Linked DNA regions of Mus musculus: region 2 is linked to region 1. Evidence: chromatin loops called from intact Hi-C (ENCODE). Cell type or tissue: gastrocnemius. All regions are shown on one strand. Links, peaks and the distances in the headings refer to the core of each region. The heading gives the core; the rest is flanking DNA. Region 1 overlaps Anxa2 (annexin A2). Region 2 overlaps Ice2 (interactor of little elongation complex ELL subunit 2).

The links. Peaks named below come from ENCODE experiments on the same cell type or tissue, not always from the same donor. Only the 100,000 strongest peaks of a DNase experiment are listed, where the experiment ranks them.
Region 2: a loop joins it to region 1, with 6 times the contacts of the local background. A loop is called at or near these places in 23 of 42 quality-filtered maps.

The regions. Positions count from the first base shown.
Region 1 is chr9:69,472,784-69,489,075 of GRCm38, forward strand. It overlaps Anxa2 (annexin A2), which reads left to right. Exons shown (of 13, transcript NM_007585.3): 4 at 3,270-3,364; 5 at 6,895-7,008; 6 at 10,191-10,281; 7 at 10,997-11,076; 8 at 12,415-12,474; 9 at 13,687-13,780; 10 at 14,770-14,865; 11 at 15,272-15,330. Among named protein-coding and RNA genes, the nearest start is that of Mir3109, 24 kb to the left of the region's middle. In gastrocnemius, for the core only: no CTCF peak of the experiment used is centred there; DNase peaks (open chromatin) are centred at 7,456 and 7,764; H3K4me3 peaks cover 896 bases; H3K27ac peaks cover 2,822 bases.
Region 2 is chr9:69,415,429-69,423,428 of GRCm38, forward strand. Ice2 (interactor of little elongation complex ELL subunit 2) reads left to right here. Exons shown (of 16, transcript NM_145618.3): 10 at 1-933; 11 at 1,506-1,681; 12 at 6,233-6,362. Among named protein-coding and RNA genes, the nearest start is that of Ice2, 21 kb to the left of the region's middle. In gastrocnemius, for the core only: a CTCF peak has its summit at 4,283 (motif pointing right); no DNase peak of the experiment used is centred there.

The sequences.
Region 1 (16,292 bases), core at 3,590-11,589:
CTGAGCTGTAGTCCTATCCTCCCGCCCCCAACTAGATAAGGCAATTTTCCTTTTCTTTCCAACCAGACAGCTCCCACCCCGAGGCCTCTTGAGCCCTCATCAGACAGACAGAATCTACTCTATGTGCAGTCAGCATGTCTCTGGTGTTGTGAATCAGCATCCTGTTCCAGAGGGTTCTTGGTTCCCTGCCAGAGACAGTGGAGACACGCATTCTCCATGGAATGCCGAAGTCCAGAGCAGACCAAGGATTTCAGCCCGCAGAGAGGAAGAGAGCAGGGGCGGGCTTTGTGGGTTTGGATTCAATGCTTGAAACCTTTTAATGCTTGAAAAATATGGTGGGCAGCTGAGAAGACTCAGCCCCTCAAAGTCACTGCTGGAACTCAGCTGTCAGTTATGCAAAGACCTCCCTCAGGTAGACTCTGCTTAGAACAATGATGGACCTTTTTTTTTTTTAACCATGTCTTCAATTGGAATATTGAAAATATGCAGGTGATTAGACTAGCCAACCATCTTCATCCAAGGACAACATGCTTAACTGCGACCCTGCACCCGTGTGTCACTACATCTTGGGTCTTAGTTGGGCTTAGGCCACTTGACTTCTGTAAAATTTGAGTCTGTTGGATAAGTTTTTACAAAGATCACCTGAGTGGGGCCCAGCAGGTAAGAATGTTTGCTGCTCTCGCAGAGGACTCAAGTTTGGTTCCTAGTACCCAAGTTGAGCTATTCACAGCCGCCTGTAGATGCAGCTGTAGGGGATCTGTGGACGCTTTCGTCTGGCCCACAGTCTCTTTAGATCTCAGATCCTTCTACCTAGCCAGTCCTTCCTTAAATGGGGGGAAGTGAGAAGTTGGAAAGAACCCAGTGCACGGATGCAGAGCCTTACCTGCTAAGCTTCTGGAGCTAACCTTGAAGGCATGGCCGTCAGTATTGATTACAATGCCCACCTGGATGGCTGAGTGTTTGCCCCACCTCCTTCATCTGTAGTTAGACTGTGGTGGCCAATGGCCGCTTGGTCCCTGCAGCTTCAAGCTATGCTGGATAGTTTTCCACAGGAACAAACTGTTTCATCCACTGGGACATCAGGTCAAGGAAGCAATAGTGGTCTAAAGATAACATCACCGGGAGAGATGGCTCAGAGGTTAAGAGCACTGTCTCTTCTTCCAGGGGTCCCAAGTTCAATTCCCAGCAACTGCACGGTGGCTCACAGCCATTTGTAATGAGATCTGGTGTCTTCTACTGGATTGCAGTCATACATGCAGGCAGAATGATGTATACATAATAAATAAATCTTTTTTTTAAAGATAATATCACCAATGGGTATTCTGGTGCTTTAGCATAGGTTATGCCTTATGTGCCAGCTCAAGGCACATAAGCCCAGAGAATGCTGGGCTTCTTGAGACATGCCAGCAACTACCTGTGACACAGCACTGATGCAGATGAGGGTTTAGAGGGTTTAGGGTCCAGAGCTGCCCACTTGTAGAGGATCTCTGTTCAGTTTCTCTGCATTGACTGTCATCAGCATGATACTGCGAAACCTTTGACAAATCTGCTTCTAGATCCAGCCTTCTACACAGATCCATCCATATTCCTTTGTTGGTTTTGCTTGTTTGTTTTTCGAGACAGGGTTTCTTTGTATAGTCCATACAGCTTTAATCTCAGCAGGCAGGAGGCAGGAGGCAGGAGGCAGGAGGCAGGAGGCAGGAGGCAGGAGGCAGGAGGCAGGAGGCAGGAGGCAGGAGGCAGGAGGCAGGAGGCAGGAGGCAGGAGGCAGGAGGCAGGCAGATTTCTGTGAATTTGAGACCAGCTGGGTGAATCCCTGTCTCAAAACCAAAAACCACCAAAAAACTGAAAAAACAAACAAACAAAAGCACAACAACAACAAAAAATCCTCAAAAAAGAATAAAAATAATTCACCTTGCTTTATTTTAAATGACCACATACATAGCATAGTATTCCAGTGTGTGGACAAAATGAGATTATGTAATCAGTCCCTTATTGGACATACAAGGGTGATAATCCGTATCCTCAAACCCACCTCAGTGTCTAGCAATAGGGTATTCACACTGTATTCACACTGTATTCACACTGACTACTCTAAAATCTAAGTGGAGTGCTAGACATTTATTAGTACGTGACCCCACTTGGAAATGAGTACATGAATGTTTTAAAGCATCTTTCTTTTTATACCCGGAAATTATCACGTTGTAAATGCGCGTGAAGCATCAGGATGCTTCCACTGTCCAACTGTTCATTGTTCTGCCGCCCAAACATCATAGTTCTGAGCTCCAAGTGCTTTGGGATGCCTCTGACTTTCTGTAAGACAAGTTGGGTGCAGTCTGTAAGTGACCTTTTGTGCTTAGGGACTCTGGAATTGCCCACCAGTCATGGCAAAGGCTTTTCCTTTTATTGAGCAAAGTTCATAGTCAGACAGCGGAAAGCTCTCTTGCTGCCTGAATCCTCAAAACTGAGCTTTGCTGAGTTAAATGACATGTGAGGAATATTTCTGATATAAAAATTGGAAACTTTCAGATACCTCGAACCTTGCTTATCTTTGTAAATACACATGTTCCAATTAAAATAGGTACTGAAACATTTGGGTGGCACTTCAAAACTCCCAATTTAGATTTAATTTAGATTAAAGCACTTATTCTTTTTTAATACAGTTGTAAAATTGATTATTAAAGTCACCTATTGAAGATTGAAAGCACAGGATGTATACTTTCCTTGTGAGACAATCTCATCTTCAATAAGTGTGGTTCTATTAATCAATTAGCTATTAAAATATAACTGCCATATTAAGCCTGACTCATTTGTCATGACAGCTGGTATAATTATAAAAATTATACCTAGCCATTTATACAGCCATAATCTTGCAATAAATATAAATAATTGTCTCTATTAATTCATTTTGAAGGTTCTGTCTATTAATTCTCCAGTTAAGTGGCAATTTGGGGACCTTCATTTAAAATCTTTGTTGTTCGTTCCATCTGACTGCCAGAGTTCCACACGTGTACCTCCCACTGTTGATTTTGGAAACCAATTTATGAATAAAATAGCTTTTTAAGTGCAAATATTTAAAGGGTTGAGGCCCAAGGTCCAAGGCTTTCTGGGGAAGAAGGTAATGAGGGTGCCTGTGTTTGGTCAGGAAGAGGGATGAGCTAGTCGTGACATTCTAGTATTGGGTTGGGGAGAGAGTATGTGGATTTCACTGTGTGAACGTCTCCTAAAGCGTGTGGTGGGGTAACTGTTCATAACTTGATTCTCCACAGGAGTGGATGAGGTCACCATTGTCAACATCCTGACAAACCGCAGCAATGTGCAGAGGCAGGACATTGCCTTCGCCTATCAGAGAAGGACCAAAAAGGTACTGGAACCTTAGTGTGGAGGGCAGGCCTTGTTGAGTTAATGTTCTCAGATATTGCCTGTTCTGTTCTTAATTAATATGTGTGTGTGTGTGTCCCTTGTTTGTGTTGCCCTGCATACCGTAGGGTGGCAGGCCCTAAAGCTTCCAGATGATTCCCCTGTCTTCAATTTCTATCTTGTCACAGAAATGCTGGGGATACCACATCTGGCTTTTTTTTTTTTTTTTTTTTTTTTTTTTTTTTTTTTTTACATTTAGCACCATTACCTGCTAACCCATTCTCCACCCCTACCCCGTCCAACATTACTTTTTCTTTTTGTGAGTTGTGGATCTTCTTTAACCAAAAGGATCCTTCTAGAACTCTTGGATGTCCAAGGTTTCCCTCTTATATCCTTGAGAGGGTTGCTGCTTTCATAGGTACAGCCGTGGGAGGTAGAATGGAAAGGTGACATCCTGGAACACACGAGGGAGGCATTCTGGAATAGACGACAAGGAAGAGAAGCAATGGTCCCACGGGTTATGTGCTGACTCTGTCATTGCTGTGCTTAGGTAGCAACTCACTTCCTCTCATGGCTTCTCTGGCTTCTTCGTCAGATGTTGTGAATGTAATTTCAGAATGGTTTCCTCCACTGGGCGTGAGTCCTAACGTGTGCTTCTCATTTACACTGAGGGGCTGGGGAGACAGCTCTGTTGGTAAAGTGCTTGTCACACAAGCATGAGTATCTGAGTTCAATCTTCAGCATCCACGTTAAAAGAGCTAAATACCCCAGTGCTAGGGACGCTAGATAGGATTCCTGGGGCTCCCCAGACAGTCAATTTAGCTGATTCAGAGAGCTCTAAATCTCACACACACACACACACACACACACACACACACACACACACAGCTTCTTTATCAGATTCATCGTGGCTGAAGTGCTGTGGTCCAGCCTGCTATCTTCAATAGGCTTCGCTCCTAGTGTTTATGGAGTTTTCTGTGTGTGTTTTCCCTTTGCTCGTCCACTCGTGGCTAAAGCAGGCCCCGTCTTGTCCACCTTAGTTTCCCACAGCACTAGGACATTTTACCTTTAAGGATATGCTACTTAATCTCTAACGCTTTGCTATTAAAAGCTTTTGACTTATATTCGGACAGTGCCATCAGGGTGACCTCATGCGGCTCCCGCCTGACTTGAGGCTTTCACTCCCCGCTACAGTAGCATTGACCTGAAAGAATGCCAGGAGAAACTGTGTGTCCCTGGAGTTGGCGTGACCACCAGGTCCTGGGAGTTCCAGGTCAAGCCTGGCTGAAGCTCTGTCCTCCGTGCTCCAAAGCAGTTGGGAAAGGACGTAAATGGGAAAGCAGCTAGCTCCCTTCATCCCACATGCATTACAATTCTCCTTTCACGGGATGACGTGTGTTAATCTTCTGCAGTGAGGCTCAGAAGGGAGTGTTTTATGTCTCTGGCTGTCCCAAAGGATCTGAGAGCTGCAAGAGCCAAGTTCCCGTTGGAACAGGAGATCCACTATTCTGGACTGAAGGAAATAACTGCTCATTCAGTGTGGCCTTGGAACTGTGTGTGCACACTGAGCTTGGCTTCATGTTAGGTAGCTGGAGAACGCAGATCCTGCAGAGCCTGTTGGAGTAAACACATTATTAGAATCATGAGAAGGGTCAGCAAACACACAGGCATTAGCGCGTGCTAAGGACAGCCCACTGCCCTGATGATACTTAATGGTCCAGGGTGATTATCTGTCACAGGAAGATGCCGCAACTGCCTGAGGTAATTTTCTAAAAGGACGTCCTAGTATTGTTTTAGGTGCACTGTTTGTCAAGACTGGTCTGCAGCAGTGGTTCACAGTCTGTGGGTCATGATCTCTTTCAGGGGTTGAGCAACCCTTTCACAGGACTCGCCTAAGACCACCGGAAAACAGATGTTTACCTGATGACTCAGAGTAGCAGCAAACACACAGTTATGAAGTAGCAACAAAAATACTTTTGTGGCTGGGATCACCGTGGCCTTTCTGACCAGGACAAAGAACCCTATTAAAGGGTTGCAGCACTAGGAAGGTTGCGAACCACTGGTCTAGAGGGACAGAGGGACCCTGCCCAGGTGGTGAGCTGCTGCAGATACTGTCACAGCTAGTAAAAGAGGGACACAGGGAGGAAGTTTGCATTTTATGCTTTGTCCCTTCAAACTAGTGCTAGACACAAGGTTTCTCTATGCAGAGAACAGTTGTTGTTCTATTGATCCCTTCTGGGATTTTTATTTGTGCTGAGTCCTATACTGGGCATTCTGAGCAATTCAAGTCAAAGTGGAAAAATCCAGTAGGTGCCCCAGATGTCCCCTGAGGTGAGAGCAGAGATGGGGGTGGGGGCGGGAGGGGGAGTGTCAAGGACAGACCAAGTTGGGAGTCACTTAACCTCAGGGTTCCAATTTGGAAAGCTGGTGTTATAATTGGTATGTGTTGTTTTAGAAAGACCTTCCTACCTCCCATGCATGGTTAGGGCATCAGCAGCCAGAAGGAGGAGGTGAATGGGCTGGGCCTAATGCTTGTTCGCATCCATGCCAGGTCTGACTTTCTTGACACTTGCTGTATGTTACCTTTAGAGGCTTGTGGAGCCTCAGAAATTGTTGGCCAGCCAGCCTACAGGGCCAAGTTCCAGGCCAACAAGAGACCTTATCTCAATCAGAAAGTGGAGGGCACCTGAGGAATGACAACTAAGCTTGTTCTGTGACCTTAACCCGCATATGCTCCTACACACACACACACACACACACACATGCAACACGCACACCCCACATAAAAATAAATGCAGTTCAGTTCAGTGCAGCTGTGGCCTAGTCCATTCCCATGGCTGGTGAGTATCCAGTCGCCGAGGAAATATCTTTAAGAGCCACCCTGAATTAAGGATATCTGTCTACATATCTGAGTGCTGCCTCAGACCTCCGACTTTATTAAAATTGTGTGTTCATGATGATAGTGGCGTGATGATGACACTGTCCAACAGGAAGTTGAAAGGGACTCTGAGGGGCTGGAGTTCACATCATATTCATCACCGCCCCAACCTGGAGGAGATGGGAGATGGCTCAGGGCGAGGTGCGGTGTTTTACATAGGGAAAGCTCAGCACCCTCCCCCCCACCCCCGGCCTCGCTAGCACAGCTAGCTCCAGGCTACAAGGTCCCACCCTAGAGCAGCATCACAAACGCCTTCCCTGGGACCTCTATAGACCTGCAGGACTCCACTGGTCTTTCTACCTCACTTCTTTTCAGCTTGACTTGGAAATCTCCCTGAGACTCCACTCTTAGCTCTCCTCTCAGGAGCTATCAGCTACAGCTACCTAGTGATCAGCCTGGGTGTTAGTGGATTCCCTTACCATGTGGTTTCTGCCCTCCTGGTCTGATGTAGGGGACGAGGAAGTTCTCCCCAAACGGCAGAGTGGTCAAAGACTCACACACAGCCTGCTTTTCAGAGAGAGCCATCTTATTTCTGTCTCGCTGGTTCCAGAGTGGACGTTGGTTCCAAGCAGCTCTGAGACATCTCCCTTTTACAGGAGCTCCCGTCAGCGCTGAAGTCAGCCTTATCTGGCCACCTGGAGACGGTGATTTTGGGCCTATTGAAGACACCTGCCCAGTATGATGCTTCGGAACTAAAAGCTTCCATGAAGGTAAACACGTGTGGGGTGTCATCCGTCAACCTGCCCATTAGCGTCTGTGAATTACAGCCTTTTGAGTGTAACTAGGTGATTGTCAGTTGTGTTGGAGTCTTATTTGAAGTCATTTCCCCCCAATGCTATAAGTTGTCAGGATTTGAACCAAAAATATTTCAATCTCTCTCTTTTTTAACGACGGCAAAGAAATTTCCTGATGCTTAGCAGCTTAGTGATGGTTAGCAGCTGCTGAGACTCGGCACCTGGGCGATTGGAATGCCTCTTGGGAAAACTGCTTCCTTGATTACACTTCCTTTTTAAGGAGGATATGTGTGGTATTAAGGAGAAAGAAAAACAGCTTTTGTTCAGTAAAGCTTGCAGATTCTGCCCATGCCCTCCTGGATGCTGCTTCCTCTGGCTTCCCCCTGCCCCCCCCCAATCCGTTGCTGGGCCAAAATTTGGATTTGGTCCAAAAATCAGCAATGCAGTGCAGGTGAGGGTCGATATCAGGGTGGGACTGGCACCTGAATCCAATGGGAAGTTTCTGCAGGACATAATATTGTTATCTAAGTTTTGATTTTGCAAAGCTATTTTGAACATGGGAATTGAGGTTAAATTAGTAAATTCTAGTTTAGAAACGTCCTTGGATTTTGTGCTCACCTAAGCTACCCAATATTACTCAAATGTAAGAGATAGACAAATGTCTGCCACAGCAAAGCTCAGGGCCCCTTCTCTGTGTACTTGTGACATGTTGGATAATCTGAGGCTGCCCTCTGCTGGTACTTTTTGGTAAGGCATCTTCAATGAGGGGAAGCTGTATGTCACCCTGTTGGGTTGTCATCCTTTCTGGAGAACACACTAGGAATGAGGCCCCTTCACACATAGAGTACCACCAGAACCCTGGAACTGATAGCCCAGAGCCACTGTAGGATTTGTCAAATCTCTCTCTGTCTCTTTTTTAGTTCATCAGCATAGCTCAAGTGGCATCCTAGGCAGGCTGTACTGCAGAGGAGGTACCAGTCAGTGCCGTGACACACCAGGCACAGGGTGCAGGCTAATAATCCTAGCACTCCAGAAGTGGAGGCAGGGGGATCAAAAGCTCAAGGAAGTTTAAGGCCAGGGTGGGATATCTGAGACCTTGTCTAGAGAGAGAGAGAGAGAGAGAGAGAGAGAGAGAGAAGAAGAAGAAGAAGGAGAAGGAGAAGGAGAAGGAGAAGGAGAAGGAGAAGGAGAAGGAGAAGGAGAAGGAGAAGAAGAAGAAGAAGAAGAAGAAGAAGAAGAAGAAGAAAGAAGAAAAGGAGAGTGTACTTTCATGCCAACAACAGCTTTGATGATAGTAGCATTCCTGAGATTGCCAAGCCTTTGGGCCATTGGGGTCATGTGTAAGCCAATTTTTTCCCAGGTTTCTTTAACTATCAACACTTGGATCAGTTCATCTTATTTTTGTCAAGAATCCACTTAGTTGAGATTTATGTGATTTCACTGGTATCTATGGTCGGGTATTATTGACTTAAAGCAGACCTGTGTGAGCTGTCAGTCACTCCACTAATCCAAGTAACTGGGTCCAATGAAAGGCGCTTTAACTGCACCATCTTTGACCAGACGCCAGCTCTTCCATTAGCTATCATGGTTGAGTGACTCTTCCGAAGATCTTCAAGTGACGTTAGCAAAAATGATGCTTTCAAAAAAAATCTGTTTTCACATCGGGCAATACCAGTGGCAGTGTTTTGCCGTATGTCACAGGAGAGGTTGGCCCTGTGATAAGAATTATTCTTAAGCTGTGGAAAGCTTGGGCCAAGTTTTAGAAATTGCCAAGGTCACCTTTGAAAGTGGAGATAAAGCCCTATTAGACTTCTCCGATGTGTGGGCGATGGAAGGCGAGATACTGTGCTCGGCTCACTTTCCCTCGGTGTCAGGACCCAGCATTTCTTCTGACACATGAGTTAGACTTTATTTCTGTCATCTTTGAAAAGCCTGCCTCTCCCTGGAAATACTCAGAGATGCTCCGTGACCATCTCAGCACACCCCTTGAGAGGTTCAGAGTGCTATGTAGACCTTTGGCTAACAAGGGAAGGATTTGGGGTTTCACTGGAACCTGTGAAAAAAACTATGATTAAAATCCTGGGGAGAAGAGTCAAAGATTAGATTAAGACTAAGATTCAAAATTAACTATTAACCCGGGGCTTAGCTTAGATTATACAAGGCACATTTTAAAGGGGCATCTACTCTCTAATAAGTTTAATTAATAGCTGACACACTTTTCATGTGGGTAAGTACCTTTCTTATTGTATTAACACCTTATAATTGATTTACATTTATACAGTTGTAATTCTACTTAGTTCAAAGTGGTACCTCTATATTCGCAAAGACATGTACTAGAAGACCCTTGTTATTAAGTCTTGACTTTGATCAGGAAGCCAGCTTTGAAATACACGTTTCATTGAGTCCTTTCAAGCTCCCTAGCACGCTCAAAAGTGTATATATTAAATTCAAATATCCCACTCATTAAACTCTCATTTCCTAATAAAGTGCTAGCCTCTAGGCTTATTTGGCACTTTTGTTATTCCTTCTTCCTAAATACCCGAAAAGTGCAGAGTAATCAAGCAAAAATGGAAGTAACAGGATGCATTTTTTTTAAACACTAAGCCATTTTTGCGTTTCAAAGAAGAGAGGCGAATTTTCATCCTAACTAGCACCTTTCCGCTAAGGAGATGTTCTAATCTGTGGCAGCTGCTGACAGCGGCCCCACACCACTTCTTGGTCAATGAAGACAACTATTTCCTGTTTATTAAAATGGTGGGTGGTTGAGATAGGAACTAAGAAAGACAGATATCGAGTCGGAACCCCGTGGCCTCCTCTGGTGCTCAGGGATAGATACTACAAGGCTGTCTCTTCTCATTCGTTTTTCAAAAACATAGTAGAATATAGATGTTCTGCTTACAACATCTTGGAATCTGGTGATGTGAAAAAGAAAAGAAAAGAAGAGAAAAGAGAAGAAAAGAGAAGAAAAGAAAAGAAAAGAAAAGAAAAGAAGAAAAGAAAAGAAGCAGCTTTATGTAGTGTTTGAGGAGCAGAGCACAGGCTGCTCAGGAGGGGCGACCCTGACGGAGCCATCTGTTTGCTCTTTACTTGACGGAGGCCAGCCTCGAGGGAGGCTGAGGTGAGGGAGGCTGCTGATGTCTGGGTGTCTTGCTTCCCAGGGCCTGGGGACTGACGAGGACTCCCTCATTGAGATCATCTGCTCACGAACCAACCAGGAGCTGCAAGAGATCAACAGAGTGTACAAGGAAAGTGAGTAGCCTGCTTCTGAGACCCACCCTCTTAGCCCAGAGCGTTTGTGCATCCCCGTGCGCACTCTTGCATGCGTGCTCCCGTGCATGCTTGCGTTCATGAGTATGAAGAGAAGGGTCAACCTCAGGTGGTGTTCTCGGGAGCCATCCACCTGCATTTTGACAATGTTCTCGCTAAGCCTGGAGCATACCAATTAGTCGAGGCTGGCTGGCTAGTGAGTCCTGGGATGCCCTTGCTTCTGCCTCCACAGCACTGGGGTTTCAAGCACACACTTAGCACATTAGGCACAGTCGTGGAGGTCAGAGGACAACCCTCAAGGCTGCGGATTCTATCCTTCTACTGTGAGGGGGTCCGGTGCCTGGAACTCAGGTCATCAGATGCGGCTGTAAGCACTTTTATCTACTGAGCCATCTTAGCAGCTTGAGAAACAATATTTTAGTCAGAGACAAGTTCGCTGATTAAAGAGAACCCGGGGACCCCTGGGTTTGACTTAGGCTTGTTTGTCCCTTAGACTGACAGTCACCCTAGATTTGATCTCCTGTGAGTAGACCCCCTTCTAGAAACTCCATCCTCAGTTGGGGACTCAGGCTATTTCTACACTAAACAACAATGCCTGCGTTTTGAAACTTGGTGGGTGACAGACCCGTTGTAGTGGGTGCTTGGGTGCTTGGGTGTGCCTGCGGGGGGCATCAAGCCAGATGTGTTGTCTCCTCAGTGTACAAGACTGATCTGGAGAAGGACATCATCTCTGACACATCTGGAGACTTCCGAAAGCTGATGGTCGCCCTTGCAAAGGTTGGTCTCCCTCCCTCCCTCCCTCCCCTTGCCTCCTTCCACAGCAGGCTCAGCTCCTTCTATACTGGGGAGGGAATTAACTAAATCCTTGTGCCTGCTCAGAAATTCCGCTGCACTCCCGTCTCTGCAGAACTGTCATATTTGTTAATAGGATTTCTTATCCTGCAGAACCCTGTGGACAACTGGACGCGGGGCCAGGGGAGGGGTGGGCAGCTCCCAAGCTCTGGCCTGGATTTCTGTGCTAACCTGCACCGAGTGACTAAAGGAAGGTCACTTTGCCTCTATTTGTGGCCACAGCGGACGCATTAAAGTGACCTCACTCCTTTCACCTTTCGCTTGTGTGCGCGCACATGCAAACCTTGCCTCACTAGTCCTTTGGCATATGTGTGGGTCTTTGAGGCACTTTGCTAACATTACCACATTAATGTGGATGTAAGGAATGTCTCCCGTGAATCTCTAGTTCCGGCCGGCATGCACCTAAACACCAGTCTCTCAAGGGAAGGGAATTCTCTCAGGGAGCCCTGTGGCAAGTGACTGAGGAGTGTGTTGCAGCCTGGCCCACTTGCATCTCCATGACAGTGACAACTCTGTGACTCTCCTGTCTTCATTTGCTCCCCATCCAGGCACTGCAGACTCTGGGTCTTTTTTAGAATCTACTTGTATCTTGCTTCTTTGACCAAAACCCATAGCTTCTATACCCTTTCAGAAAGCTCCACCACCTTCACCCTGGGCCTGGGAACCCCCATCTTCATCACTGTGTTTCTTTCCTTCTTCTCTGTGATGACCTTGGGTGTTGTACCACTCACCTGTAGACCTGTTCCCCTTCTGCCTGTGAATGCAGAGTGCCCCTGGCCACCACCAAACTGCCAGTCCCTGAGGGTTCAGCTCAGGCCCCGTCCTAGCACTTCTGGGCTCAGCCTACTGTTTACTACAATAGCTCTTCCCTTCATTTGCATACTGCATCATCACGGCACTCTCAGTTGCCATGAGTCTCACCATTATACACAGCTTGACGGATGAGACTTAAATGGGCTCAGCTTCTCTGGGACATGGGTCAGGGAATTCAGTAAGATGCTCACTCAGGCTAGCGTACCCAGGGTTGGCTAACAATGGTGAGACAGAGCTTACCCACTTCCTTCCCTGACCATCTCTTTCTTCGTTGGCCTTGTCTAGATTAACATGTGAAATGCTGTATTCATTTGGGAATGAGGTTATGGCTCACCCGGGGTGGAGAGGAAACTGATGGTCCTTGTTTTTTTGTTTTTTGTTTTCCCTGCCTCCAGTTTTAGAATGCACCAAGAGCTAGGTCTGATGGTCCTTCTTGTTTTTCCCCTACAGGGCAGACGAGCAGAGGATGGCTCAGTTATTGACTACGAGCTGATTGACCAGGATGCCCGGGTATGTGCCAAGCTTCATGGCGTGTGTATTTGGAGGGGTTGTATCTCACACAACTATTTCTTTATGTACAATGAATAACCTCAAACTAACATTTGTTATCTCTCAGATCCTCTGGGTCAGGGATGGAGACTGGGTTGATCAGATAATTCTGGCTCAAGGTCTCTCATATGGTTGTAGACAAGACAAGTTGGTTAGGACTGTAATTACTGAGAGCATGGCCAGGTCAAAGGGTTCTTTCCCACGTGGCTCATGTGTGACTTACTGTTGGCAAGAGATGTTAGCACTCCTCCACGTAGGCCTCCACGGGCTGCTTGAATGTCCCTGATGACATTGCCGCTGCCCTCCCTAGAGCGAGTGATCCAAGAGGGATCCAGAAGCCCTCATGCTCTTATGACTCCGTCTCAGGTGTCACACATTCTTGTCATATTCTGATCATTAGAAGTGTGTCCATGAATCCAGCCCACAGCCGTGGGAGGGGTAAAACTAAGTGATGTCCCTTCTAAGGGAGGAATGGGCCTTTTAAAGCCTCAGCCCATCTGAGAATATGAGGTTTGTTTCCAGGAACCGTAGTTGTAATGCCAGGGTCAGTTACCAGCTCTGTACCCACTTCCCGTTGGCTCATTCAGGCTCTGATTCCACAGACGTGCTAGGTCCTGACACTAAGCTGGTAGGGAAGCCGGAGCAGATGAGGTAGGCACACCAGGCTAGGAAGGCTCCCTGCTCCACTCAGTGGGGACAGGGGCCCGTGGCTTCCTCATAAAGCTAATTTAGACAGCTGCAAACTAGGTATGCCTCACCCAGAGGGGTCAGCTGTTTGGTTATCTTTTAGCAAGCAAGTCATAATAGCTGCAGACAAAATCATGCACCTCCACTTTAATATAGTCTGGGGAGTACTCAAGTATAAGAGAAAGGTTTTTAACACGTGCTACAAGTAGGCTTTGTGGTCTAGGGAGATAGCTCAGCGTGGCCCCAGAAGCCAGAACTTGAGCACACCTGTTCTAAGTGGCGCATTGTGGGTTACGCCTGCAGTATGAGCTCGTGTGCTCACTTGTCTCTTGGAATGGGCTTTTTAAGTAACATTTGCTAGGGGTGGGTGTGGTTAACTTCTGGTTGGCTGCATCTCTGCTAGGGGTGTGTGGTTAACTTCTCCTGGTTGGCTGCATCTCTGCTAGGGGTGTGTGGTTAACTTCTGGTTGGCTGCATCTCCCACAGGAGCTCTATGATGCCGGGGTGAAGAGGAAAGGAACCGACGTCCCCAAGTGGATCAGCATCATGACTGAGCGCAGTGTGTGCCACCTCCAGAAAGGTGGGTGCCGTGCCAGCGAGGCCTCGGGGCCTGGAGGCTCTCAGGTGGCGAAGGCTGCACCGAGGAGCAGATAGATCTCCAGAACAACACCTGTTCTCCACGCAGATCTTTCAGTTTCCTTTATCAAATCACTTGGCCTCCTATCTCACTGTGAACCCTCTGTCCCCAAATATGTTCAATATTTGATATGTTAGTTGTTTCACTGTGTGTGTGTATGTGTGTGTGTTCACATGGATGTATTTGTATTTGATTGTGCATATGGGAGCCAGAGGTAAACCTTAGGTGTCACACCTTTGGAACCGTTCACCCTGGGGTGGTTTTTGTTTGTCTGGTTTGTCTTTTAGACTCATTGCCCTTGAATTAAAAAAGTAGGCTAGGCAACCTGGACAGAAGAGAGCTGCTATCCACCCGCCTCAGCCTTCACAGCGCTGGGATTGCAAGCACACCAAGCACACCATCGTGTTTCGCTTTTTTGTTTTGTTTTGATTTTGATTTTCAAATCATGGGTTTTGGGTTTGGGGGCTAAACACAGGGCCTTCTGGTTGGTTGTAAGACAAGCATGTTGCCAACCGAGCCGTCTCCCTGGGCTTCCCCTGTTCCCCTTCTTACTAGAGGATCCTTTGTTCTTGCCACGATTGTTGAAGTACAGGACATAACCACCCGGCTCTTACTGTTTCACATGACATCCACATAGATGGATTCCAGTGAGAGAGCATAGAGATGGTCACATTCTGTGGCCTAGGCAGAGCCATTAGGGACAGGAGCTAGACCTGGGTCCTCTGGCAAGACAGGTACAAATCAGCTCTGGTCCACCAAGGTGACCTCCAGCCCCTAGATGACCGCCTACCCCTAGGATGCATCAGGAATCACCTTTAGTTGTTGGTTGTTTTATTTTTGTTGCTGCTGTTGTTTAATCAAAGTGTCTAATTACATAGATCATGCATGCAGCTTTGACTAGCACTTCTGATATCATTTGTTGCTTTTCTTAGTGTTCGAAAGGTACAAGAGCTACAGCCCTTATGACATGCTGGAGAGCATCAAGAAAGAGGTCAAAGGGGACCTGGAGAACGCCTTCCTGAACCTGGGTGAGCAAGTATGGCCCTTCCTCCCTGGCAGGGAGGACAGAAACAGGAGGAAGGAATGGCTGTGTGCTTGCTTCAAGGGGACTTGAGAGGTGTGGTGGCTTTTCTGCATGTCTTGGAGAGTTTTAGGATTGACTGTAGATTTAAAGATATGAAATGGGCTTAAATTGCCAGGAAGGGCTAAGTTGGGTGGAGAAGGGAGGGCTATACTGGGCAAGCTTACATAGACACCCGGTCGTCAGTGACCTCTGCACCTCGTGGTTGAAGGTACCGCAGTGGGTAGAGCCTGCTAGTTCACAAGATTCTGAGTTCCCCTTAGCCTTCTACAGCCTTTGTCCATGGACGGGCCCATTCTGGTCAGTGTCTTAGGGCCAGGCGGGCAGCCCTGACCTCTGTCTCCTTCCCACAGTCCAGTGCATCCAGAACAAGCCCCTGTACTTCGCTGACCGGCTGTACGACTCCATGAAGGTAAGGACTGCTGGCCCAGAGGCTCCATTTCCACTAAGCTCCACCTCTGTTTTGGCTCAAACTGAATCTCTGTGACTAGTGTTTAGGGCAGTGGTTCTCAGTCTTCCAGTTGCAGCAACCCTTTAATACAGTTCCTCATGTTGTGGTGGCCCCTAACCATAGGTTATTTGGTTGCTACTTCAGAACTGGACTTTTGCTATAGTTATGAATTGCAATGTAAATATCTGAAACGCAGGATACCTGGTATGCAACCCCTAAGGGGTTGAGACCCACAGGTTGGTAAGCACTAGTTTAGAGGATGGGTTCCCACTAGCTAGCTGAGATTGTATTTGGCAGGTGAGAAAGCACCATTCCATCTTCTCTCAGTTGTTTAAATACATGCGATGCAGCTCCAGAATAAGGTGTCACTGGAGGGAAAGGGTAAGGTGACAACGGTGTCTGATTTCTGCTGGGGCTTTCAGCTATGGTGTCCCATTAGTCCCAGGATAAAAGCAAACAGGATGTGAGTGACCATCAGCAGGCACTACACAACAGCTTTTCAGTTCCCTCCCTTAAGTCCTGGCAGGAAACCCTGCAGGGCGTCCATTTTTATCTTCTTGATAAAGAAGGCAGGCAGAGCGCCTGGAGCCAAGGCCAGCTTTGCAGATGCACAGCTGGGTGATCTTCCTGCATGAGCTGCCCCGGACGAGCCTTGTTCTGGTTCTCGTCCTGCCAGGACTGGTCTGCTTTCCAGGACCCTGATTTCTTCTCTGGAGCACCCCCCCTCCGCCCCCCGTGTCCATGCTGACCCTCTGCCTGCTCTCCTTGGGCTCCCTGTTACAGATAGTTTCCTTAGTGCAGGCTATTTCATGCATTCACAAAGAGCCATAAGAACAGCGTGCCGACCCATCCTCTCTGCACCCCTAAGTGTCCACCAGCCCTTTGCTGCATATGCAAACTTGCAGGCTGGCGGTCAGAAGCAG
Region 2 (8,000 bases), core at 1-8,000, 61 kb before region 1:
TTGGAGTAACTACTACTAGTCCACCTAGGTCACCAAGTTCAGAAAGTGACTCCTCTGCACCCCTCATGACAGATGTCCACGCAGTCCCCAAAATAGCAGCTGTGCCTCTGGCACCAGCTACGCCTGTGGCACCCACTATGCCTGTGGCACCAGCTACACCTGTCACACCCACTATGCCCATGGCACCAGCTACACCTGAGGCATCAGCTACACCTAACATTACTGATGATTCTAGAAGTTTATGTCAGATTCTGATGAAACAATTACAGAAGGAGAAACAGCTATTCTCTGGTGTGGAAGGTGGTCCTGAAGGGTGCAAAAATAAAGATGATCAAGGACTTGAACCATGTGGTGAAGAGGTCCCCAGTGCCAATGCAAAATCTCTAACACAAGATAATGAAGTCCACAGAACTGAGGGAATTTCTAAGGAAAGTGATGTAGGTGTGCTGTGTACCAATGATGAAAGACAGGGTGGTCAGGGGAATGCAAACAATCCCAACAACACAGCTACTGCATCAGAAGCAGCTGAAAGTGAGAAAGGGATTCCTTGTGGCAGTGATACAGATGAGGACTGCTTAATCATTGATACAGAGAGTAGAAGTTGTGATGGGAAGACAGCTGATTTAGGTTCTAGGCCAAATTCTTCAGCACAGGCTTCTGCAGGGAATCAGGCCACTACCACTGTTTCTGAGGAATCTTGTGTTTTAAAGAAACCTATCAAAAGAGTCTACAAAAAATTTGATCCAGTTGGAGAAATTCTAAAAATGCAGGATGAGCTTTTAAAACCAGTTTCCAGGAAAGTACCTGAGTTGCCCTTGACTAATTCAGAAGAATCTAAACAGCCGCCTGCTTCTGAGCAACCCTCTGCTGCTTTGGATGCCGCTCCCTGGCCAAAATCCAGTTGGCCCTCTGCATTTCAGAAGCCTAAAGGACGTAAGTGAATATCAAGAACTTACCAGTTTGTCTCTTCCTTTTCTTTAACTTTTCTTTCTTCTTTCATACTATTATAACCCATTTTATAATTTTTACCTAGTCACTAACATTTTACTTCAGTCTGTTGATCACTTTGTATGAAATATGTCCTCTTTGTATATCTATCCAACTTATTTGTATGCTATAATCTGTTTACTTGGTATATACCTGGGCTACTAAGCTTATGGAGGGGATCACAGTCATTGGCCTACCCAGACATTCTGTCTGCTCTGTAGTGGATTACAGGAGTGTGACAATGCTCCTCATTCCTCCTGGCTTGGGACTAGCGGGACCTTTAAAGTTCTTCCTTCTCAATGCTTATCACCCTGATGCATGTTTTGCCCAGTGCTCATGGAGGTATTTGTGAAAAGAACCTTAAAGCTCTGGATGACAGCTTTCTGATGCAATGTCTGTAAGTAAATATGGCCCAAGGTGGAGAATTGACAGTCACAATAATTGAGTTACTATATCCCAGATTACAATGCATAAAGGGGTTGCATACTTTTAAATGGTAATGAGGAATGTTTTTCAAGGATTGCCATATGAACTTCAAGACTATGTGGAAGATACATCAGAATATATAGCTCCTCAAGAAGGAAACTTTGTCTACAAGTTGTTCAGCCTACAAGACCTGTTGTTACTTGTGCGGTGCAGCATCCAGAGGGTAGAAACGAGACCACGCTCCAAAAAACGGAAGAAGATCAGAAGAGTAAGTTATCTGAGAGTTGTGATGTGGCAATGTGAGTGATAATACCAAATGCTAAATATGGTGTTCTAACAAAATTTGATTTTAAATTACTGATCACTCCTATAATATTTCTGGGTAAACTTCTTTTAGTAAGATGTTGAAATCAGTTTTAATAAGATACACACTCCATCATCGTAAATGCTGGTAATTGCCTTGACTAGTGCATAGAAACTCTAGGGAAAACGTCATTTAGATTGATTTGACCAGACTAGCACTCCTATCTGTGTATGACTTTGCATTTTCTTGTCACCTATGAGCCCTTTCTTTACCCTGAGACATTTCTCGACATCTTTTAGAAACTTTAAGAGTCCTGGAGTTTAAGGCTGCTGGGGCACCAGTTTCTGCGGTCTTTCCCCTGTGGCTCCTCTTGGAGTGTGATATAAAGTCTCCTCAGAAAATGAAGCAAATGATTGTTACAGCTTTCCCAGTATCCCTTCTGCAACTGAGCTTCTCTTAAATCACTTGACACTCTCCATGTGACTTCTGGAGTCTGGGAAATAAAGAGAAGCATGTTATAATTGGTTGCTAAGAAGTACTGAAGTGTCTTTTATTGTTTCTTAAAAGCATTCTTTTTTTGAAATTGTCATTTATTAAGAGAAGGTATGTGTTTGTACATGCATACACATACATGTATGCACATACATGTGTGAATGGAGTTGTGGAGGTCAGAGACAACTTCTGGAAATTGGTTCTCTTCTTCTGCCATGTATCGTAGGATAGAGCTCTGGTCATGAGCTTGGTGGGAAGCAGCTGACACACTGACATATTGAGCCATTTCACCAGGCCAAGACAATGTCTTAAATTGTATTCTTTTTGTAAACTTTTTCATTATTTTCTTTTATGTACTTTGGTGTTTTTCCTGCATGCCCCTGTGTACCACATCTGAGTACCTGTTGTCTGAAGATTCCAGAAGAGGGACTTAGGTCCCTTGAAACTAGAGTTACAGACATTTATGAGCTATGAGTTCTGGAAATCAAACCTGGATTCTAGAGCAGCCAGTGCTCTTAACTGCTGAACAATCTATCCCCTTTGTGTGTGTGTGTGTGTGTGTGTGTGTGTGTGTGTGTGTGTGTGTGTGTGTTTTAATTTTTATACTTATTTGTGCTCTCATTTTTTTATAGGCATCCTCATTTCACATTCTACCTTGTGAATCTGTACCACTTTGTCTTCTTATTTATATGTTCAAAATACTGTTGATGCCAGTACCTCCTAAATAAAAATAGCACAGGGAAACTTTGGACACCAGTTTAATTCTTGACCAGTATAACTTGGTAGGATCATTGTAATTCTCTCAAAAAGTAAAATTTATAAATATCAAGCTATAACCATCTAGGAAAAATTATTTATCCTAGATGTCAAAATAATTGAGCCCCAAAGAATATCTAAATAGAAGTCATATTTCTGACTATCAAACTCGGAGTAAAACTTGAAAGCTTTGCTGGGAATGCTTGCCCCTTGTATTGTTGTTCTTTATGTGGTGGGTTAGCACACATGGTATAATTTCCGTACTGTAACGTATACCCCTTGGACTTACGCCCCACTTTTCTCTTTTTCTGAAATGTTAGCAACACAGAAACTCAATGAGATGAGAAAACTTGAGGGGCTGGAAGGCTAAGAATCTTTGTAAGGAATCCATACTAGTTTGAAAAACTTTAAGATGTTGCCATTTAAGAGTGTCTCCTTGCAGTATTTCCTTCATGAGAACCAGCTTGTTTAGACAAGGTTTTCAGGTTTGCACAATTCCTGATGTTCAAGACTATCATCTCTGATTTTTTTTTCCTTACCTCTGTAGTTTTATATTGTTGATATCTTCCTCAACAAAACTCTGCACTTGGGGGGCTGAGGCAGGAGTATTGTCAGTAATTGAGGCCAGCTACTCTACATGCTAAGTTCCAGGCCAGCCTGGGCTACAGAGTAATAAGTCCCTGTCTCAAAAACAAAGACAAAAACAAAAACAAAAAAAAATCCAAAAAACTAACAACAACAAAAAAGCCAGCAACACCTGTGCTTGTAAAAGCTCTTGTTTGAAGAGAACTTAAAGAGCAACCAGTTTGAGAGAGCAGAAGTGGGGAGGCTGATGTGGACTAAGGCAAAACTGAAGCTTACACATTCTGTGTAGAACTGTGAATTCCAGGCCACCTAACCGCTAAGTAGCTAGTAGCTCTTGACTGCCAGTTAACCACATATCCTGGGTGCTGCATTTTAAAATGGTTAACAATTTCAGATCCAGTTATTGAAATTTTAGGTTGGCATCCTAGGTCCTGAGGGAAAAAGGACTGCTTAAAGCTGCAATATGTTAGGAAGAATAGAAGTTACTCAGTGGTCCTGAAAAGACGGAATGTGAACTCTGTTTAGGAACAGACCTAGGATTTAAGAGGTTTATGTAAAAACTGGCAAACAGATGCAAGAAAAGCTTTCACCTAGGCAGCATAGACTACAGCTGCCCTTCTGGGGAAATGGGAAACTTTTACATCACAAATCTTGATGCAAATTGTGATTTGCACTTCAATTGTAGATACTAAGGAGAAAGAAAACATTCAGGCCCTTCCCCTGACTTCCTGGAGATGGCAGTAGAATGCATATAGAAGTAAAGTCAGATTTAAGACTTGGTTTAATATCAAAGTGAAGTACACTGCCCTCAAATATACATCTATCTATCTATCTATCTATCTATCTATCTATCTATCTATCTATCTATCTACACATATACATATATATGTGTGTGTGTGTGTGTGTGTGTGTGTATCTTGGAGATTACTTTCCATGGGTAAATAATAATATAATCCAATTAAGATCCAGAAAGATAATCATCTTTGCTTTGCATCATCTGTTCTGTTCTATTTCTGCTGTAATCAACCATCTCACTGAACACATTTCTTAGCTCTCTGACATGAGGCTTGAGATTTTTGTTTAAGTTTTGATTTATTGTATGTATGTAAGTGGCATATGATCACTCGTGTGCCATGGAACATGTGTGTAGATGAGAGGACAATGCTAGAGTCTGTTCTCACTATATATATTTTGTGTGGATTCAGATTGTTAGGTTTTTCAGCAAACAGTTTATCTGCTGGGCCATCAGTGGCCCAAATTTCTCAGCATTCTGGAGATGGAATAGAAAATGGAAATTTTGTCTCTAGGTTCTATTTGCTTTAAAGTTGGGAGGCCTAATCATGTTTACCATTCATTTGCTACAGAATTATTATATGATACAATGATTTTAATCCAATTACAAATTTTTTAATTGATAAGCCACTTTGTGATCTTTACTGCAGGTGCAAACTATGGTCCTTAGAACTACAACTTCTAAAAAATGGAAAGCCTTAGGCACCACCTACGTCTACATTTGAGCAGGGTCACCAGGTTATTACATGCATTACATTATAGGGATATACCATTCAACATCTTACAGACATCAGTAGTCATACAAACCACACCATTCTGTGTGCTGATGGCTGAAATGCTGTGTTTGAATTTTTCTTAGCATCACTGGTGTGCGAAAGACGCTAAACCACGTTAGGAAAGCCAGAAACTGAGAAACAATGATTAAATGTTTTTAGATCTGTGAAAGAAAGTACCTAAAGTGCTAACTAGCCAAGTCACTTGAGTAGGTACTGTAAACCTTGTTTCTTTTGTAGCAGTGAATGGAGAATCCTGTTGGGAGTAGAATTTTCAGGCTGGGGATATATCATAGCTCAGTAGTAGAGCACTTGTGTAGCATGCACATGACCTTGGGTTTAATGTCCAGCACCATTAGAAAGAATTAAGTTTCCATTGGCAGAAAAAACATCTGCTACAGTATTCTGCAAGAAGGTACTTGCTTGCACATTCTCCCTTAGACCAGTAATGGGCATAGTCATCTTGCTCCATCTTCTTGATATCCTGACCAGTAAGCTCTAAATGGATGATTTGTCACATGCTTAGTGCTTGGAATAAAGCATTTTGTGTTGTAAATTTAACAATAGCCACAGTTGTTCTTGACGGTTATTAATGCTCATTCTTAGAAAACCAGCTGCTCAGGAATTTGAGTGGCTAATGTCTAAAGAGGGGAGGGTCCTTTCTCTTTTCTTTTGAGAATTATTAGTATATGTTAGTTATTGCCTTCTAGCATTTAGCTTTGGGCCTGTGAACAATTGTATGTACCAGGTTCTGTTCCAAAGAATCTGCTGTGAATCACATTCGCTGGCAGGGAGCGTGCCTGTTTATGTTGGTGATGAGGGCGATGGTTAGTGATCCCTTGTCCATCCTCTGCTTCCTGAATCCACCCCTCGGAGGCAAATGTAGCCATATCTTCCTTCCCAAATCCTACACTATGCAAAATAAAGTTAAATTTCCTGCAAGCATTCAAAAGTTACTGGCTATATAGGCAAATGTATTTTCTTTGGAAAACAAACTTTGTTTTTGTTTGGGTTTTGATTTATTGTATGTATTTATGATTTGTGGGCACTTGTGTACCATGGAATGTATGTGGAGATCAGATTTAGAGCTTTGACAAAATGCAATTTTGCATTGCAGCAATTTCCAGTTTACGTGCTACCAAAAGTAGAGTATCAAGGTTGTTATGGAGTTGAAGCTCTGACTGAAAGCGAGCTCTGTCGCTTCTGGACTGAAAGTTTATTGCATTCCAACTGCTCGTTTTATGTTGGTGAGTCTCTAGGAGTCCTCTCCCCTTTGTAACTCTCTTTAAGTACTTACCTTTGAATTCAGCTTTGCATACTTCCATTTTGTACTTCTTTGTTTTCCATTCTCTGCTTACGCTGACTCTGTAGTTAAGCAGTGACAGAGAGTAGTAGTGACCTAGTAAATTGATTAACACATATTTTGTAATTTTCTTATAATGGCATTGTCTTAGGATTCTCATCTTGAAACAGCATTTGACTTTATTTTGGTTTTGAAGTTTTGAGCAGAAGGAAATTAGCAGGACTTTGAAAGATGTTGCCAGGGTTCTTGTATAGTTAACGTGCTTCACATGACAAGTTAATGCTCTCATTATTCATTCTGTTCCTTCACACTGGAATGTTACACGGTGAACATCTCTGTCATCTCTTGTCTTGGTCTCTATACCAGAACAAGGTGATACTGATTGATCTGTCTGCCCTGCTAGCTCCCATCTCCCCCAGTCTTCTCCTTCTTTTGATCTCTAAATGTGTTCTTTCACTTGCCCTTTGTTACCCCTACATCATTGTTCTTTCTTAGGCCATCACTTTTTCCTATTAGTAAGTAGTTTGAGGTTGGAGCCTGGTAGAGCTTTGTATTCCTAGTACAGAACATAGGCATGATGTCCTGTGTATAGTGAGTGCTATGTGTTTTTCTTGCCTGATCTAGAAACAGTGATTATTTATTTGAAAATTTCCCCCCCCCCATTCTGAGTAACGAGTATTTTGGGGGAGTTCTTATTGTTGTTGTTGGTTATATATATAGCTAGCATCTGGATGGCCTCAAATCCCCAATCCTGCCTAAGCTTCCCAAGTGCTGAAGTGAGTGCTGTACTGCCATACCTGGCTAATGTTTTAGCGCTGGTCCTAGAGTACCTGATTGAGTGGTCCAGAATGGGATCTGGGTCTTCATGTTCCTAACCCGATCTCAGATAATAATGCTGCTAATCTAGGGCACTCTGAAAACCACCATGGCTCATAGTCTTCAGGTGCATTAAACACATTTGCTTTTTGTTTGCTTGCTTGCTTCACTATATATAAATATGCTCAACTCCTTCTCTAGATTAGTGTCTCTTGCGCCTTAAAAACTTTGAGTTGCTCCTTTAAGAAAATCTGTAGTCTCATCACAACTTCTCTATCTGCTGTCCAGTGTTATGATGTTTATCAAGTCTATAGAGGTGACATTCAGTCAGTCCTCACTTTACGCAGTTCTTATAAGCATGACCTTCAGTTATGACAGTATATAAGACTAGAAGTTGCATATAAACCTTACTGCCAGCTCTGCAGTCCACTAATTATGAAGTAGATTACAGACACACATGATCAGTGACTACCTACATCCCTTCTTTCAGTCTGTGAAAGAGGTCGCTGTGTACTTCTTACCAGTTTGTATACAGAAATCAAATATGTGGTGTGGCTCCTCCTTGTTTCCCAGTGATCAATTGTTTGAGATTTTATGAAAATAGATAATGAAAACAGGGAATTGGCCAGCAATGATTAAGTGGGGGGAACACAAAAGGTAGTAGTGCCAGAAGTGAAATTGTAATCAAACTTGCATGGTGGAACTGTAGAAAAAAATAGCTGGCTCAGAATGTTAACACTACCACTGCTCAGACTCTTTAATCGCT